4 separate regions of the Mus musculus genome follow, and all the other regions are linked to region 2. A link is a loop called in an ENCODE intact Hi-C map of the cell type or tissue named here. Cell type or tissue: heart. All regions are shown on one strand.

Region 1 (5,000 bases), 110 kb before region 2:
CTCCTACCTCTGGAGATGTGAAACACGAATACACTCCCCTATTCAAGGCAATTTCAAAAGACAAAGCCAAGCAAGATGCTGTGCCAGCCTAGTGGTCCTTGAGCCTTCCCTATTCTGGAGAGCAGCAAGGAGTGAAGGGCCCTTGAGCTCTTCATGCTAGTTAGACTCATTACGGTAAAGAATGGGGAAGGGCTAAAGGGTCAGGTACACTACTTATAGACGCTACCATTATAGAGATAACTCCGGGAGATGCTGTGCTCCTAAGATGCCAGACCCACTGAATTATGACCACGGTGTGGTTCCAGAACCTTTCATACCCTGCGAGGCAGACAGGACTTCTCAAAGCACACAGTCTCTAGTGCGTTAATTTACTCTGCTTTTCCAGTTGGCCTGTGTGACATTAACTGTGCGGGTTCACAGCTGAGGGAGGGCATGCACGGAGCCTGTGTCCGTTTCCCACCTTTTAAACTGTTCTCTCCTTACTCAAAGTTCTAGAAGAATTCTTCCTCTTCGTCTTTGTTCAAAAAGTTGTGGCGTCGAGACACCTGACCCAACTTCAGGCTTAACCACCTGCTGACTGTTAAAATTCTTTAAGTTCTCTGGACCTCCGTCGGTCTCCACATTGGCAGTTAGAAAGGAGTATGGCTGGGTTACAACGCTGGTCCTTGCTTGGGAGTCACGCCCTAACATAGCTCCGGGTTATGGGACTCATGTTTCTTTGTTCATTAGGAACAAAGAACAGGACTTGAAAATTTAAAAGTTGTTACCATAGTTTAACATCAATACCTTCATTTTTCAGGCAACATTTTTCTTTAAGAGGAAGGAGCTAGCTGGAAGGAGGCCTGCTTTTCTCTCTCTCTCTCTCTCTCTCTCTCTCTCTCTCTCTCTCTCTCTCTCTTTTTAAACATTAAAGCTCCTGTCTTTGGGGAAGAAGAGGTTGCTGTGTGTGTGTGTGTGTGTGTGTGTGTGTGTGTGTGTGTGTGTTTGAATGTTTTAAATCAAAGCCTGCCGAGGGACAGAGAGCTCTAGGTTTCAATAAGCACCCTTCCTGCAGTCATCTTAAGACTTTCGCTTAGGAGGGTAATGCAATCTTCAGAAACCCTAGGAGACATACCAGAAAATAGTCATACACTTCAGTGGAATTTTCCTAAACGACCCCCCTCTCTATTTCCCCCTCAGGAGGGTCTCCTCTGCAGATTCCAAAGATATCTGCAGCCTCATTGGTCCACTGGGGAGATGGAGAGCCTTCCATGCAGACCTCCCCATCCGCATTCAGGCCAGCTGTTGACCACCCTGACTCCTGGAGCCTGTGTTACCAGCATGCACGAGGGTGGCTGTGGAGTGGCGAAGGCTTCTATTGGAAGCCCAGGGGTCCCTGGCCGAGTCTGGTTCCCTGACACATCTTCCCCCAGAGCCACTTTAGGAAAAGTGTCAGTATGAAGACAGTATTCTGGGACAATGTATGCAGACTTCTTTTAGGTATGGAAATGGGAGCCTGGGGTTTTCAGGGTTCATTCTGATGCTGTAAGATCTGCACATGCAAGCCCCAACACACCACACATAACTTCTTGTGAGGGAAATGGGTAGGGCTTCTTCCCTTTTATAGGGTTTCTTAAGATGCTGCCAAGATTCATTCCAAGCTATTTAAAGATTAAGAAATGCATTTTTGAGAACTTGATTCGATGTAATTTCAGGAAAAGACAAATACATCTAGAGAAGACAATGCAAAAAAAAAAATCCTCAAAGACCCAGTTGAAAGGACGAGTTGATGTTTAATTAAAAGCAGTGGGCACGGATGGATTCTGCACATTTTTGGGGATCAGGTTACCTGGAAAGAAAGGAAAATTGTGGATGGGTATAATATAAACAAAAAGGGAGTTCAAATGAGGACTTTGAGAAATTAAAATCAAAAGGGACTCTTCAAAAAGAGTGTCCATCTTGGGTATTAACCTCCCAACATTGAAATGAAAACAATGCTGAAAAGCTTAAAAAAAAAAGCAACCCACATTTGGGCATGCTTCAGATCTCTTGGCTTCCAGCTTTCTGTGGGAAGTTAGGTTTCCCATCCTTTGCTTGATGGGCCTTACATTTATTCTCTAAGTGCATCTAGGATTTCTTCCCTGCTCTCCAAACCACACTGACTTGAAAGAAGAGGATGCTTGTGAGGTGCTCTCAGGTTCTGAGTGAAGTTTAATGATTAAAACCGACTAGGCAGTAACTAGGAGACCATGGTTCTTGCATAGTGGGTCTCTTGGGGGGGGGGGGAATTGTTTTGTTTTCCTGACATTCTTTTCTTTCCTTATAGGATGAGATCTTTCTCAAGGCCATCCAAAGGCCACCAGTCAGTGAGCTGTCACCTCACACAGTCCCAGAGTTTAACATCCCAGAGTTGGTAGTTGGTCCCTAATGGTAGATTCTAGATCCTTCTTCAGAGGCAGAAACTTCAGCATCAGGAGGAGGGAAGACAAGGAGACAAGGGTGATCTTAACCTAAAGTCCAAGAAGCTGAAGACGCTGCTCTACCAGTACCTTGAAATAGGATCGCCATGAGTGCTTGAAAAGTGTCTAGTGTGGCTGAAAGATTATAATTTTAATTTTAATTTTATTGAATTCCATTTGATTTTGATTTATATAGCCACAGACAGACAATGGCTACCAGAGTCAAATGATGTATTTTGTGTGTTGCTATAACAAAATACCTGAGGCTGGGTATTTTAAGAATAGAGACTTATTTGGTACATGTTTCTGATGTTTGGGCAGTTCAAAAAGCATGGTCCTGGCAGCTGGAGTAGACCCCTGGCTTCGTGTCACACAGTCTGGTTGGTAAATGGCTATATATAGATGGAGCACATGCGAGCAGAAACGAGAGAAGTAGCTAAGTAGCTAACAGGGTGAACTGCCTTTGCAACAAACTGACTTTGCTTTACCCCATCCAGGCTGGTTAGACCTAACCATCCAAGGATGGTACCCTAGTGATAGAATCATCTCCCATGAGGCTTTGCCTCTCGAAGGTTCTCCTTCTGGTTCAAGGACCTTTGGCAGACAAACCACAAGAAAACCAAAGCAGATGGCTGTGGGGATGTCTTTATGTTTTAATGTCTTACGATTCCACTCATACTCAGTTGCTATGGTTGCTAACAGTCACCAACCCCTTTCACTCTCCCCAATGTTTTTCAGGGCCTGGCTTATCCAAGCTCACTCCTAACTCCTAAAGAAACAAAGATGAGTAAAGTACAGCCCTTGTTTCTCTAGAGCTCCCTGTCTTGTGGGAGAGACTCATGGATTTCTAGAAATGCTAGCTGTTAAAGCTGGGACTCCTGGGAAAGTAAGCGGAGCCGTTTGTCAATAATCATTTTGCAGGGCCCCTTAACATTCTCCGCACAGGGATGCACTGTCAGGCAGTTTGCTCCACGTTCATCTGGCCCACTTTTCTTCCTTAACCTCTGAAGCTAAAAGTAACCTGGACATTTGCCAGCTGCTGAGTCAAAACCTGGTTATTTTTAGCTTTGGGTGCCTTGAAACCGAGTTAGGAAAAATGACCTCAAGGAATGGGAGGATTCAAAATTTCACTTGGCAGATATGTGCCGTGTGCATTTTGAGTGTCAGATGGTGAACCAGGCACTGTGGATATTGCCACCAATGTGACAGGGACCATGAGTCCTTCATTTTGGGCAGCTGCCATGGCATTCTAGGGGAGCAGGTAGATAATGTCTGAGTGGATGAGGACTATTTCAAACAGTGGTAAGAAGAAGCAGAGATGGTGGCCTCTAATAGAAATAGTAATTAAACAGAAATCAAGGCGACACAACCAGATCTACTGGTCTGTAGCCTGCACTCATTGAGCAGCTGTTAGTGAGGGCAATGCGGACTTTGGGTAAACATAAAGAAAACTTCAGACCTGGCTGGGTTGCTCACCTTGGTGTGAACTTGGGGACCCACAGGCTTTGCTGGGATGGGAAAAATGATGAACATGAAAGAGCTTATTATTATTAACCACCTAACAGTGTTATGGGTCTATTATTATTATTATTATTATTATTATTATTATTATTATTATTATACAATCTCCAAAGACTTAGTTAAGGACCTCTGGTTCAGCCTTCAGGAGGGAAAGGAGACTGCAGAGGGACCAAGTCCTTCTGGAAAAATGTCTTGGGGATTCTGTGTGTTAGGATTCGCCATAGTTTTCTTTGGAGCCCTTGGCTTCCTCAGAAGGACCTCAGCATCTGTAGAGGTTTCTGTAGTGCAGCTTATCTAAACTGCATTCAGGTATTGCCACCTGGCTGTAGCTATTCTCTGTGTAAAGTATTCCTAAAAGCATCTTTTGGCCAAACTTTTTCTCTGTGAAGCTTAGCAGATGTCAAGAATGGATGAGGTCTCTCTCCAGAGGAAAGGGCAGGTAGAGCATTGGAGGAGTTCAGGGCACTGGCTCCCATTCTGTGACCTTGCTTCCTCTGAGAACAAAGTAGATATGACACTGTGATGTCAGTTTGGGAGAACTCCAGGAACAGGGTTGGAAAGGCGCTATGGCTGAGTCGGGCACGGGACGTCCCTGTGGTACTGTCCAAATCCAGCCATTTATCTTGGGATCAAGAAAAAAACATAACAAAATTGGGACTATTAGGGACCAATTGAAATTACTTCAAATGTTGGCCATCAGCCTTGAAGCACAGCATTTTAAACTGGAGAGGCCCTACATGCATCAGCTCATAATCCCCTGATGTAATAGGAAGCAAAACCCCAGAATCAAGGAGTGGAGGAGGGGGACACTTGCCTTTGCACTAGAGTTGTTGGCAGGTCTCTAATGATTAGAATCTAGATCCTCCTGCAGAGGCGAGGGGTCCTTTTCTGCCTCAGTTCCCTCTAAGATGCCAGCTTGATATGACACCATTGATGGTTCACTACGCAGTACTCTTACCATATACTGGATGTATGTCCTAGGCACTGTGCTAAGCATTCAACTCTTTCTCATCAAACTGTTGGTGCTTCATGCCACCCATT
Region 2 (5,000 bases):
TTGCTAGAGTCCTATGCATTTGAAAGAAGGAATCCTTGGGGGAAAATAGATTAACCAAAAGGAGTAATTCTCCCTGGTGAGAATCCTAGAGTTTGCTGGGAGAAGGAGTTTACTCTGAGAAAGCCTGTGACCTTGTCACTCATTTTCCTGATGCCACATGGGAGAAAGGCCACTCCCTAGGTCTTCTGGGTGAAGACAATCCAGCCTTGCATAATCCCACTTTTGTGTCCCTGACTGCCTAAACTCGTGTTGCATCTTCCAGGGCGGAAATTGTCTGAATTGCTTTGTAAGGATGGATGAGAGGCCAGAGGAGCTGTGCTTTCTCTCCCTGGCCTTTGGGAGGCATTTAGGATCACGCTCTCAGTGTCAAATATAGAGACACAAACCTCCTTTAATTTACTTAATTCACTTATTTTTATCCCAGACTTTCCACAAAGGGAGTCAGCCAGCACGTATTCCTGTCTGCTTGGAGACACCCTGGGACAAATAGCACAAGCAGGCAGCAGGTCAGACAGGCTGTGGTTTGACTCCCAGGTTCAATGCCTCATAGAGTGTGCTGGAAACTTTTTGATTTGAACTTTTGCTTCCTGTGGGATAAGGATGATGGTTTGTACTCTTGATCCTTGGCTGGAGATTAAGCATCATCTGTAAACCATCTAGCAGACAACTCACTCAGGTAAACGTCACACAATAGCTTCAATTTCCAAACGGAAAGGAAGAACATACAAAACCATATTTTAGGGCTAGTAACACTGTCCTCTACCATTTCCTGACCCAGTCTAATACATTTTGCTAGATCTTAGGCACTGTGTGTGTGGGTGTGTGTGTGTGTGTGATTTGCACTTTATATCTATTTCTCCCTGATTCATCTTACATGAATTTTATGTTTTGAGAGAATGTGTGATTCATGTGCTAATTAGTCCCATTGGTTCTGGAGAGTGATTTTGAAAGAATTAGTATGTATCTTTCAACTATTTCCATATTTTAGGATTCTTACCTATGCTCTATTTACTCTCTTGAGTTACTGTAATGCCATAAAGAACTTACTGAAAGACATTTTCCTGGGACTATAATCAGGACAACTCTTGGAAAGTCCGATAATTGCCTTTTAAACAGTTAATGGCATAGAATGATTTTTATTTTCAACATTGAGGTTTCAAATGAACATACGTGTGGTGAATGTCAACAACCACACTATTTAAGTATTGCATAGCCTTAAAAACATATCTCAATGGCTGTTTAAATGTAAGTCAAAGTAGATTGAAGGCTGAATATAGAGGAGCCATAGGACATGCGGTTCAATAAGATCAATAAGCCTGCAGAGGGTTTGGTGTGACACTTGTGCCTGTGTTTTCTGGATCTGATAAAGAACAAGTTCTTTATATAAAGAGCGGACAAATGAACGGGAATCGTGGATCTATCTCCCAGTCCCATTTGACCTAGATAATTCCAATCACTCTCAGGTTTGTTACTATAGCTTTAACTCCTTTTGCAAACTGTGGTCAGAGCCTAAGATGTGCTAAACTGATAAACTGATGAATGAAAAGGGATGCAATCTTTGCTGTCTTAGAGTTTTGAGGTGAGTCGGGCCCTTCCTCTTAGCCCTTCGGCTTCCAGGATTCTGAAAAGGAAACTTCTGGTGCTTAAGCTACCCAGCCTGTGGTGTTTTGTCATGGTTGCAGAAACATACTAATATAGCCACGTTAGCCCCATAAAAGAAACTTGGTGTTACCAGGGGCCATAGGGAACTCTGGCATGTTTAAGTAGGGGTTAACGTGATCAGTTCTATGCTTTAGCAATATGACTCTACATGGAAAAGTCACTAGGGTTCGGGAGAAGAATACACCTGGGCTCTCCAGGGATCTTAATTCAGAATCTTTATCTCTTCTCATAAAAAATATTTTTAGTTATGTGTATGTGTATATGTGGTGTGTCTGTGCCTGTGTATGCGTGCAGGTGCCTAGGGAGACTGGAAGAGGGTGTCTGAGTCCTCGGAGCCTGAGTTACAGGTACTTGTGGGTTCTAGGACATGAATCCTAGTCGTCTGAAAGAGCAGAAAATCCTGTTAACTGCTGAGCCATCTCTCCAGTCCCCAGAGCTTGGTTTCTAATGAAGGAAATTTAGGTAGGGCGAGTTCTTGGAAGAATGGTCACATAAGATCACAAAGACCCACGATTTGGACACCAAGTGGGGGTACTATTTTCAGAGATCTACTTTTTGACCTTGTCAAAATTGAAATTCACCAAAAAACAAAAAACAAAAACAAAGACAAAACAAAACCAACCAACAAACAAACAAACACCACTCTGCAGAAAGTGAGGGGCACTGCTGAGATTCTGGCTCATCTGCTGCCTCCTATTTCTTGGCCTTGGAGGCTCATCTTGGTCAACTCTACAGACTACTGAGAGGATGGGAGGCAAGTTTCCTAACTTCTGCTAGATACTTCCTCCTCCAGCCTCTTTGGTACTTCCAAATGAACTCAATGTTTGGTGTTCAGACCATTTATGCGTCAGCTTTATAAAAAAAAAAAGCAAGAATACTTGCAAAAACTATTATAACCATTAAGCAAAATAAAGCAGAAACTGAAGAAAAAAGTTTAGACAGTCATTTATTTATTTCCTTGAAATAAGGTCTTGTCAGGTAACCCAGGCTGGGCTCAAACCCACAATCTTGCCTCTGATTCCAGAGTACCACCAATCCCCACTGTAAGGAGCTAAATTAAACTGAAGCCTGTTTTGTGTTTTATCTAGGTTTCTGCATGCTGGCACTTTGAGCTGGAATCCACTGAGTGGCTCTCCTGATCCGGACATCAGGCTTCAAGTGGCCTGGTCAGGAATGTAAGTCACATGTCTACCGTTGGCAGCTGGTCAGCTTAGGGGGCTGACCACTGGCTGTTGGCCTCTGGTCTGCATCATGTGGTCTCTTGAGTCTCTCAGCAGGACAGCCTAGACAAAAGGGCAGGCCCTAATGAGCAGGCACTTTTTAAGAGGCTGCTGACTGCAGACTTGCTAATTTGGCCAAAGCAAACCCCAAGGTCAACCAGAATGAAGGGTGAAAAACCAAGCTTCACATCTTCTCTGGAACTATTGCTAAGCCACATGGTAAAGGGGTGTGGAAATGGTGGAGGGAGTCACATGCTCAGCTTTCTAATAATGCCCCTCCTCCAGTTAAAGTCATTCTCTCTACAATGTTGATAAATGTTGGCACATTCACATCCTGTCCTTAGCAGAGCTTTAAAAGCAGCTTCAGTTGAAAAACAAAACGATTTTAGCTTCATCCGGAGGACTATTGTCTGGGAAGTCACAGAATTAATGTGGTAATTATTGTGGACCAATTATGTCCTCTCAAAATTCACTTGACTTTATTAAGAAGCAGGGTCATTTCTGTTAGTTAAGCTGAGGTCATATTGAAGTAGGCTAGACCCCTAATCTGGTAAGACTGGAGTTCTTCTAAGAAGATGGTCATATGAGGACAGAGGTGTGGAGAATATCGTGTGATGACAAGGGATGCCTGCAGTGGCACTGTTGCACTTAGGAGCACTGGCTGGCACGGGGAGGATGGTGAATCAGTGAAGCATTTCCCTGGGATCCTGGGACGAGCATTGCTCTGTTGCTCTACAGACACTGATATCAAACTCTACACATCAGAAGTATGACACTGGCGCACATCTGCTCCTAAAATGTGTGGTATCTTTGTTTGTTTGTTTGTTTTAAATAAATAAAAGGTAAGTGTTAGGAAATGTAGCTCAGTGGTTAGTCATATGCTCAACACGTGCAAAGTCCTGGACTCAGTTCCCCCATACTTAAATATAGAATTAAATGCATATGATACAAAGAAAACCACATTAGATTGCATCTCCCACCTTTGAGATCATTCTTACTATGGAGCCTTGACTGTCCTGGAACTCATATGTAAAAACTTGACTGGTCTCAAACTCATAGAGATCTATCTGCCTCTATAGGAATGGAAGACGTGTGCCAAAATGTTCTGCCTGCTGCCTTTTGAGAACCGGAGGCTAGGGAGATGACTCTGGGTAAAGTACTCACTGTACATGAGGAGTGCCAGAGTTGGGATCCCTAGAACCCACATGAAAAGCCAGGTGGGTGTGGTAGCATAGCAATTCTTTAATCTTGGCAGGCTGGCAAAAGAGACAAGGGATTACCCAAGCAAGCCAGCCAGCCAGTCAGAGGAGCTGAAGCAGTAAGCTTGGGGTTCAGCAAGAGACCCTGACTCAATATATCAGGTGGAAAGCAATCCAGGAAGACTGACTGATATTAGTCTCAGGCTTGACAGGTGTATCTACCTCACACACTCAAGCATATGTCCACACACACATGCATGCACACACATATGCGTACATTAAAGAAAGATTGTCAACCACAGTACCACACTAAAATAAACACTCGATACTTAAAAATCTCTGTATAATCCCAACTGTCAGTGGCCCGTCATTACATGTTCAAAGACATTGATTTCACAGATTCTATTCAATAAGTCATTAAAATTTCCCCTATAATATTGCCTTTTCTGGGCTTACATTCTTGAGGAAGTCATTGGAATGAAAGCCTTCCAGTTAATTTGAAAATGCTCTACCCCTAAAATGTTTCTTAGTACTGAACTTGATTTTAAAAAATATATAGCTTAATCTCAGATCTTGGAATATTAGAAAATCAAGGAGTTGATTTTTTAGACTAGGCAGAAGGTGCTATTTGACTTCTAAATAAGATAAGCAAATTGAATCACAGTCCCCCCTCCCTTCATAGAGATAGTTTAAATTAACTTGTAACTACTTTGGTGGAATCAAATTCTAGTTATTTTTCTTCCTTTTGCATGAAAATAATGAAAATGAAGGTAATGAAATCTAAAGTTTCTGAATCTGGCAAATGCCAGCTAATCAAGAGACTTCATCTGTCGTGACTATTTTGAGCAACTGATCATTTCCATCAATCAACCGAGCAACCCTGATAAGCCAATCACCTTTTAATCGATGTTGAGCCCCT
Region 3 (5,000 bases), 110 kb before region 2:
TACAGCTAGGATGGTCAAGCCTGGGGCTGTCAGACTCCTGAATCCCTTTGGTATTCCCTTTCCTTCTGGGACCTTCCCATGATCTCATGGAACTCATCTAAAAAACTATGTTTGTAGAAATTTGGTTAAACAAAGCAAAACAAAACACAGCTGGGCCATGGTGGGGCACACCTTTAATTCCAGAACTTGGGAAGCAGAGGCAGAAATGGGTGGACCTCTGAATTTGAGGCCAGTCTGGCCTCAATCTTATTTTTAATGATGATTCTTAAATACTTTAACCTCCGTTGTAGCCCACCACCCACCAGAGGTAGTGGGAAAGAAAGGGTATAAATGGGGGAGGTGGACCTATTTAGAAAGGTCCTTTGGAGCAAATCCCATCTTTGTTGTTTGGAAATCGGCATTTCAGTCCACAGGTTAGCAGCAGCAGCTCGACCCACCCACAAACACTTCATGGATATACCAACAGTCCAATTCAGGAGAATAAGGATAGCAAACAGGAATCAGCAGCTGTGGTACTACCTAGCAGAGATAGTCAGGCCTCAGCCTTGGCAAGAGTCAGCAGGAGGGACCAGGAGGAGTTCTTTGCCGTGCCTCTCTCAGGGAAATGAAGATCAGTGAAGATGAGAGACCCATCAGTGTTGCACAGCTAGCTCCATCAGTAAGCCAAGCTCAGCCTCTGTCACTGTCCATCGAGTCATATTTATACCCTCCAAACATGTGTGCTTCACAGGTCTTTCCTTAGCAGGTGTGTCTCACTTTGCCAATCAGTTTCAGTCTGGTAAGAAACTGCAGCACACCACCAGAAGTTTCTTGGTCCGTTTTTTTTTCTCTATGGAGTCCTGAAAATGCAGCCCACCTACGCTATGTAAGGTAGACCAATACATGCATGTGGTTAGCAAAGAACCCTTCATCACATGTCCTTTCACTTGCTTGCTTTACCAGAACATCCTCTCTCCTGTGTCTGCTTCAGCGAAACCTTCCTTCACAAGTCTGCCTTAGTCTTTCATCTGGGTACACTTCAGCTAAATGTTCCTTCATGTGTTTGCCCCAGCAAAACACCATCTAACTGACCTTCCAAAGAACCCACAAATTTCCACTTCAATAGAGTAAGCTTTAGGATAGCTAGGACTACACAGAGAAATCAACCAACCAATCAACCAACCAAAAAAAAAAAAAAAAAAAAAAAAAAAAAAAAAAAAAACCAAACAAACAAAACCCCAAGCCCAAAACAAAACAAAATAAAACAAAAACGAATAAAGGAAAAAAAAAAACCCAAACTCAACCAAGAACAAAAACAAAACCAACAAATAAACCCTACCCAAACAACAATACCCAAAGCAAACCCCAAACTAAAAACCAACCCCCCAAACCAAACCAAACCAAATCAAACCCATTGAGAACCAAGATGACAGGGAAACATGTCTCATCTACCTGGCAGCCTCTGTATGTGTTGCATCAAGGAATGATGGGAGGTGAGGCTTTACCTGAGTCATGCTGATTGCTGGGCTGAGGGCAAGGATGTGTAAGGATGTGCGACCCTTATACTTTCTTTTGGGTATTTCCCATTGTCATTACATTGTCCCCTGGTCCTCAGCTTCCTCTGGAATGTTTGATTCATAATTGTAGCTTGAAGCCTTTGCTGATGTCCTGACCTGCACTCAACCCCCTCAGACCTAAATCCAAGTGCCCCCCAACCCCAACCAGTTGAATGTCTGTCTGCTTCAATGAGGAAAGCTGCCAGGAACTGGCACATAAACCAATGTCTTGTCTTGACCCTAGCTCAAGCCTAGAATGATTAGCAAAAGATCATTAGAAATGGCTGCTTGTTCTCTGCAACATTTAGCATCATAGCCATGGCTTCCTTCCTGATGTAGAAAAGAAATGGAAATGAAACAACACTGTAGTTTTTCAGATGACTTCTTAGCTCTCCCATATAAACCCAGAAGCTCCAGGCTAGAATCCATAAAAGCAAAGAAACGCAGTGCAGGTTACAGGGGCTTCTGGGGTGTGTATCTCCTAATCTGATAATATTTCTAGCCGAATCTACTTCCATTTCTCACCTCTTAACTGACTTTTCAGCTTCTACCCCTACAATTCTTATTTCCCTCAGAAGCAACTCTGATCCTTTTAAGTTGTGAGTCTGAGTGTGTCAACCTTCTGCTCAGTGTCTGGGCCTCTAGTGGCTTCCCATTGTTCTTCTGAGAAGAGCTGAAGTCTTGACAGTGGTCTCTGATGACTGAGGGCAGGGGCTGGACAGCGACTATTTTGGCCTTTGCCGGCCTGGTGTCTGTGTGCTCATCTGCTGTAGCATGAGCAAAGCCATGGAGGATAAGGTAAGGCACAGCACGGCTATAACCCGGCACATTACCACAAAGGGCACGGGGTTGGATCTGGTCCATGCCTGGCAAGCTCCTGTCCCTTTTAGAGATTTGGCCTTAGATACCTCTCAACCCTCTTGCCTTCTGCTCTCGTGCTATGCTTCAGGCCCATGGGCCCCTGCAAATTCGTCACGCTCTCACTTGGGCCTTGAAACTGGCTGGGTTCAATCTAGAATATTCTTCCCCTACAACTTTGAGTGACACATTTTCTTATTTTCTTTGTTTCTGTTTGTGGATCTTTATCGAGAGCTCTCCCCACTCCCTAATCACTTCATCTGAAATAGCAAAACTTACTTTTGGCACGCCATCCTCTTTACCCTGCTTTCTTCTGCTTGGAGACTGTTGCTACCACCTGACATCACCACTCATGGAATGAATAAATGATTCTTTCGGGGAAAATATTACCAGGTGCCTCCTTCATGCCAAGCAGGGAGCCGAAATTCCAATAGAGAACAAAACATAGGCTTTGTTATCGTTGTACACGAGTGGAGCTTAAATAAACATAAACATGGGAGCCAGAGAGAAGTGCTCTGAGTAAAATTAGGCTGGCCAAGGGGGCAGGTTGTGGGGTTCTTTCTCTTCGTTTGCCTTCTGCCTGGCTTCATCTGAGTTAGAGAAAGCCGTCAATCCCTCCTCCCTTTGCTGCATAGTTAGAATCTAAGAAAAACTCAGTGCCGACAGGGGGCGCCACAGCTCTGCAAAGAGGTGAGAGCCAGACCCAGGCTGTCAGGCTTCTGAAAAGGGCAGGAAGGGAGCTGAAGGCTGCAGCCTAGGGACTGGGAAGTTGGAAGTTATGGGATGTAACAGGATCTGAACACTACAGCAGCCTCACCGCAAGTGTTTTCCATGGAGCGCTGCCTAAGCTACGGGGCCTTGCAGAACAATGCGCTTTTAAGTTAGATGCTTAATAAATCAGCCAGGCATGCATTATTATGCCGCAATAGAGCCCTTGTTGTGTCTTAATGCTCAATTAGCCAGTGCAGAATCTGGGTCGGGCTTTCTATCATCTTGGATGTGTGGCGGGAACTGGCCCAGGTCTCATTGCTCTACCCGGGAGTGGATGCTTTTGTATCTTAGCAAAGCCAGGCACTAAGGTTGAAGGGAAGTCACAGATTGGGAGAACTAGACCTTGACACCGACCTTCCTCAAAGTGGTTCAACTCCAGTTGATATAGATGGGAAAAAAATCAGTTCACAGAGAAGTTACTTGGCCCAAATCTTAAGATGAGTGAGATTCAAAGCCTCCTTTCTGATTACTGATTCTGGGTCATATATTAGCTTTCATCAGGCACATTTTCAGGACACCAACGATGCCTTTCCTATGCCTGTGACAGGTGCCATAGACAGTAACGCCTTCCCACTGTCTGATTCTAAGTTAACCACTAGCCAGAAGAAGCCTCATTTATTTGAACACAAATGGATAATCAATTAAGAAAGAGCCAAACAAAGAAACCCCGATTTTTATATTTTATGGACATCCCAAGGGTGAGGGTCCAGTGTCCCCATGGTACCAGATTAAAGACAAGAGTAAAACCTTACCCTTGTTGAACCCTGCCTGCTGCCTCCTGGGTGTTCCGGCATTCTCTGGAGTGGAGACAGGTAGGCACGGCAGCTGCAGAGCATCATAGCTTGAGGGTCTGCTTTCTGCCTTTTACATGTGATTTACATACATGGGCACAGTGCATGCTCCGTAGTCTCTTCTAGCTCATTCCCTCCTCAGAGGGTCAGAGTTGTGCTGAAGTCCCCCAAGACTGCAATTCCTGTTAGGTCTCCATAGTAAGAATGTGTTGACTTTAGTCCTAGTCTATTGACTGTCTGCAAGGCTGTTTACTAGTGCCAGGGGACGCAACCCATGTGACTGGAGAGACCCTGTGGCCCCTGTCAGGCACCCACATCAGTATTTGAAGTGGAACAGTCCTAGATAAGAAACACTAATCAAAACCATAATAAGACACTGCTACTCACCTGCAAGTAGGTTGGCTAAAATGATAAAAGTCTAACAATATTAACATTGGGCAAAGATGTGGGTCAAGTAAACTCATATGGAGTTGGTAAGAGTGTAGGTTGGCATGGTCACCAAAGAGGATCATTGCACAGGAGTATTTAGAGATAAATGCACCCACCTGCACAGTATTCAAGTTTTTATACTCCAAAGTCTTTCTTCAAGGGAAGCCCGTGCATTTGTTCAGCAAGATAAATGTTCCAGATTATTACTTCAGAATAGTAAAAATATTGGAAACTACCCAGGAGGATAAACAAACTATCCAAACGTGCGTGCAAACTGGATGTGCTCTTGCGGTGGACAATGAAAAAGAAAGACTGTAGTACGTATTGAATGACAGAGATAAACGTACAGATGCAACCTGAGGCAAGGGGGAGCTGACACGAGAATCTATACTATAGTGCTCTATATACATAAGAACAAGGACAGACAAGCTAGTCTGTAGTGATACAAACCAGACTCTGTTTACCCCCACAGAGGAGACTGGGTCAGGAAGGGACATGCAGGAGCCTGCTGGGGAGGCAGGAATGCCCTATTGATATGTGACGTCCAGCGAGTCTTCTAAAGTTTGGACACTTACAGTCTATTTGTCAGACCTACATGAAATCAAAGGAGAGCGAG
Region 4 (5,000 bases), 1.0 Mb after region 2:
AGGAAGGAAGGAAGGAAGGAAGGAAGGAAGGAAGGAAGGAAAGAAGGAAGGAAGAGGGAGGGAGGGGAGGGGAGGGGAGGGGAGGGGAGGGGAGGGGAGGGGAGGGGAGGGGAGGGGAGGGGAGGGGAGAGGAGAGGAGAGGAGAGGAGAGGAGAAGAGAAGAGAAGAGAAGAGAAGAGAAGAGAAGAGAAGAGAAGAGAAGAGAAGAGAAGAGAAGAGAAGAGAAGAGAGGAAAGAGAGAGAGAGAGAGAGAGAAAGAAAAGAGAAGTACAAAGGGGAGGAAGGGGAAGAAAGAGACAGAGGGAAGGGTGAAAGGGATGAGAGAGAGAGAGAGAGAGAGAGAGAGAGAGAGAGAGAGAGAGAGAGAGAGAGAAAAGAGAAGTACAAAGGGGAGGAAGGGGAAGAAAGAGAGAGAGGGAAGGGTGAAAGGGATGAGAGAGAGAGAGAGCACAACAGTCTAAAAGAATGCATATCAAAGAAATATGTAGGACACTTAGATACTTTGCGCTGCCTTGCAAAATATAGTGTTGCATTAAGGGCTGTATTTTTAGAGAACTTTTAGATTGCAGGCATGTGGAGAAAGAGATCTGCACCTCCCAGTGATTCTGTTCCCACATAGGCCTCATCTCCCCCATTGAAGTGGAAACTTCTGGTTCCTTTGGAAAGTTAATTATGTCAAATAATGTTTTGCTGGGAACACAGGTGAAAGGATGTTGTGATATAGCAAACAAGTAAAAAGACACAGTATGTTTAGAAGGACTATCAATAGGATCCTACAGACAGTGGGAACTCCACCAATGACTTGCCTTGCTCTGCCTCAGTAGTCTTCACTGATGACAGGCATGTGTTGGTTCATGTTACATTCCATTGCTGAACTTCGCTTGTGGTGACTTCATAGAGAGAAACTCTCCAAAGAACATTTTGTGATGTTCCTGCAGCTTCTTGCCACTTCCATGGAGGACTCAGGCCAGATGTCAAATTTCACAGTTTCTTCTGGATTGAACTTCCCTTGCTGATTTGTGTGTGGTGTCTGTCACTGGTTTATGGACTGGACTGCCATTGCTGATTCATGTTTGGTGTTTTCTAGTGGACTGGAGTGAGAACAATGAAGATTGGAATTGTCCCAAAGAACTATTTCTGAACAAGTCCACTTCCCTGTATCCTAATAACCTTTCTTGTCTACTACCTATGGTGGGTGGTAGGCTAGAGGGGAGGTTGAACCCTTATTAAAGTAGGTTGAGAAAATATATTTTCCTACACCCCGTTATCACCACCACCTACCCACCCTCAGTGGCATATTTGTTGTAACTGACACACCTAAATGAAACATAAAATTCAGCCAAAGTATACAGTTCACACTGGGTTCATTTTGGGTATTGAACATTCTATTGAATTGGACAAACATATAATACAATCTACCCACCACACACTATTATGCAGAATGATATTCTTTTACACCAAAAAAGAAATTCTCTGTATAGTCAGACATAGTGAAGCATGCTTGTAATCTTGTCAACTTTGGAGGCTGACACATGAGAATCACAAGTTAGAAACCTGCCTAGACAACTTAGTGAGACCTTCTGTCAAAATACAGAGAAAAGGGGTTGGACGTGTATCTCAGTGGTACAGTACTTGTCAATCTCTACGCCCATGAATGCTGTTCTCTGTACAAGTGTTTGTCATGGGGTAACTTTAACTCAACCTAGAGGTGTCAGCTGGCTCACTTCCTTGTTCTGGATGCTTACCTGAATCATTCCCCAAACCACTTGCAGTATTGCCGGTCCAAGATGGGATGCAAAAGATAAGGCAATCTTTGGAATCTAGGCTTCCTTTGTGTGCTCCCCCCCCCCCCCCCGAAGAAACTGATCTCCTCTTCTTCTTCTTCTTCAAAAAAAAAAAAAACCTTTTGCTAATTCACTTGTTGAACACAACTCTGACACTCACAACGTTTGTGCTTTAACCAAGCTGCCCCTGAGTGAATGCTTTGATGAAGATGAACACAAATGGTGAGAGACACCATTGAAAACATCCTCAGATGTCCTTCTATTAACCAAAATGTGTTACGGCATTCAGGATGCAGGGATTTGGTAAGAGCAGTACCCCTGGCAAATGTTTGTATAACAAACAGCAGAGGAGAAGGTGGAAGATGGAAAGCAAGGTGTGGCATCTCTATCTTGCATTCTGGATGACACACCAAAATCTAAAGGAAAGCTCTAGTGCTCAAAAGTGCCCTCTGAAAGATGGACGAACTCACGGAAAGGCACAGCATCTATGTGCAAAAGAGACCTGAACAACCCATCCTCTACTGGCCTGGGCTTCTGGGGCTATGGTGATCTGTCCTTTCTTCTCACAATCTTGTATTGTTCCCCATGCACTGACCATGTAGTAGAAATCATTGGCGGTCCAGAAATGTGGCTCCCAAGGCAGTTCTGGGCATGTGGCCAGCCACCTCAAGAACAGAAGAGGGCAGCTGCTCCCATATGCTCTGCAAAAAAAAAAAAAAAAAAAAAAAAAAAAAAAAAAAAAAACGGAAGAAGAAAGAGGTCTAAATGTCACTATGTCCTCTCACAGGCGACAAAAAACAGAGTTTATCAGAGTTTCTGACAGGACCTGCACAGTTCATTTAAACACGTTCAAATTAACAGGCTATGTTGACTGAAGGGTATATTTCTCTGTGTGTTGGATAAAACCTAATTTAAATGTGGTGGTACTAAGCTGGAAGCACATCCGTTAGATGAAGTAAACAAATGTTATTGCCTTCACTTAGAGAGTCTTGCCCAATTAGGTTGATTACAGTGGTCACAGAGATGTATCCTGAATGCAGAAGTGGGTAGGCATGTTCAGATTTGTTATGTAATATTTATAGACTGTGGTAAAACTTCCGATGCTTCAAAATATACAATCACGGATTTCCACGGACTAGCAGAACGCGACCCACATGTTTGCTAAAAATGAGAAGCAGAACCAACAAATTCCTGACATTTGCGTTGATAAGACCTTCTCGGGGAAATTGTAAACTCCTGCTGGAAACTGGTATTTTAAACAATGGCAAAGCAGCTTGGCTCTGTCACCTGTGAGCTTTACCTTAAATCACAACTTGGTCTTTGCCTGACTTTAGAAACTCTATCATTTTCTTCCTGGCTGACTGACTGAAGGGAGCATGTTCTGTGTGGAAATAACATGGCTTGCACGTAAGCCATAGAATTAATTTTATCGTGCCCAAAATTTTATTGGCAATCTGACTTTCTTAGATATGGCCATGATGAAATGCAGTGTTTACCATATTTCTGCAACTATGTTGGGTGGGCTACGTCAAGGGTTTGTATTTTTTTCTTCTTATTATTTTTTTATATTTTAAAAAAAAAAAAACACTTTTTAAACAACAGCTACTGACGATTCCCATAGAATGTATATGTATAGCAATTGAGTTGATAGAGTAGGTTTGGCATAATAATAATAATAATAATAATAATAATAATAATAATAATAACAACAACAATGTAAAACAGAGTGAAATTGTGGAAGTGGCTTTAATCTCCCCATGCCTGAGTTTCTTCATGTAAAGTCATGGAGTTGACCTGTGTAATGTAATAGCCATAAACCAGCTGTGATCTTGGATTGTTGGCACATGGGTTCTATGGACAGTGCCCAGATTAGATAAATACCTGGTTCAGTATGGCACACCCTTATAGATATTGGAAACCAAAACTACCAGAGTCACAGAGAACAGTAACACAATCAAAACTGGAGCATCGGTAAAGGAACGAAATGAAGAACTATTACTTTGTACACACAAACAAACAAACACACACAGTGTTAACAAATAGAAAACATATTTACATTTAAAATAAATATTTACTTCAAGTTCTTAGTACATAATAATACATGTTTTAGGAGACCTAGCACAGTGTTTAGGAGAAGGACACATGGGGCATCTTTGAGGATAGAAATTGGACCTAATTTTGGAATAGAAGAAAGTCAAGATTTGCTTCTGCCCCAACTGTATGTTCCTCCATCTACATGACCTAAACATGGGATAAAGTCACCAATATCAAGCACCATTTTAATTGCATTTGGCTTGGTATCAAGCTTTTTTCTGTTGATGGCTGACTTAATTGATTTGCTGTCTTGCATCTGTGTATTCTTAACATGGATAGGGTCACTAACAGGGTGCATGGTCTGTTCTCGGTACTAATATTTTATTCAACTATTCCCTTGCGTAAGTAATCACTCATCAGCTGCCAGAACCTATAAGCACACGGATCACTATGTAGAGGCTGGACCAGATATGTTCAGGCTACTATCTCACAGACTTTGAATGTCTGAGATTGATAAGATGTATATTTCTGGATCCTCCTTGAGCGATATTGATTAGATGAGAATGGTGGGAGCCAAAAATTTCTATTGCTACCAGTATTTCCAGGTGACTGCTGCAAATGAAGAAGGTTCAGTTCTGAAAATTCTAACCTAACACATATTCCCATTGATGAAGTCCACAGACTTTCCTACACTTGTCGACTCTGGTCCTTTCCTAGGGGCCCTACCTTCTCCATCCATCATTTTTATGCCCAGTCTCTCGACAGCTCTGCCAACTGGCCTGTGCACATGTCCCTTCAACGGTCATGGACTGGCCCTAAACATCACCACAAAACAATTCTGTAATAGAGCTGTCTTTTCTGGGCTGGACATGACCAATGATGTCTTTAGTCAGAGCAGCTGTGATCACTCCCTGATGATCACTTCCATTCACATTCCTTATGGAAGGAGGAAAGAGGCCCCCAGTGTCCACAAGATCCTCTCAAAGCACCTCTCATCCTTGAATCATGTGATATACACACAAGTGACCTCTTTGGAGGTATGCATGCATGCCTATGTGGTGCCTAGGGGTCTCCTCAGGAGTGCGGTTTTATGTGAGCCATCCATGCCACCACTGGGGTTGGGGTGCAGCTTCCTGTGGGTCACAGATGCTGAATGTATGACTTCTCAATGGTGTATATGTT

The links. Peaks named below come from ENCODE experiments on the same cell type or tissue, not always from the same donor. Only the 100,000 strongest peaks of a DNase experiment are listed, where the experiment ranks them.
Region 1: it touches region 2 in a loop (5-fold over the local background); 6 of 42 quality-filtered maps call a loop at or near these places.
Region 3: it touches region 2 in a loop (2.3-fold over the local background); 6 of 42 quality-filtered maps call a loop at or near these places.
Region 4: a loop joins it to region 2, with 2.2 times the contacts of the local background. A loop is called at or near these places in 3 of 42 quality-filtered maps.

The regions. Positions count from the first base shown.
Region 1 is chr1:75,930,491-75,935,490 of GRCm38, forward strand. No RefSeq gene overlaps it. Among named protein-coding and RNA genes, the nearest start is that of Gm32622, 3.7 kb to the right of the region's middle. In heart, no CTCF peak of the experiment used is centred here; no DNase peak of the experiment used is centred here; H3K27ac peaks cover 1,178 bases.
Region 2 is chr1:76,036,330-76,041,329 of GRCm38, forward strand. It overlaps Gm32622 (a long non-coding RNA gene), which reads left to right. Exons shown (of 6, transcript XR_865555.3): 5 at 2,751-2,837. Among named protein-coding and RNA genes, the nearest start is that of Gm29065, 20 kb to the left of the region's middle. In heart, CTCF peaks have their summits at 2,778 and 3,516; a DNase peak (open chromatin) is centred at 2,902; H3K27ac peaks cover 910 bases.
Region 3 is chr1:75,922,862-75,927,861 of GRCm38, forward strand. No RefSeq gene overlaps it. Among named protein-coding and RNA genes, the nearest start is that of Gm32622, 11 kb to the right of the region's middle. In heart, a CTCF peak has its summit at 3,057 (motif pointing right); a DNase peak (open chromatin) is centred at 3,080; H3K27me3 peaks cover 553 bases.
Region 4 is chr1:77,041,537-77,046,536 of GRCm38, forward strand. No RefSeq gene overlaps it. Among named protein-coding and RNA genes, the nearest start is that of Mir6352, 450 kb to the right of the region's middle. In heart, no CTCF peak of the experiment used is centred here; a DNase peak (open chromatin) is centred at 2,415.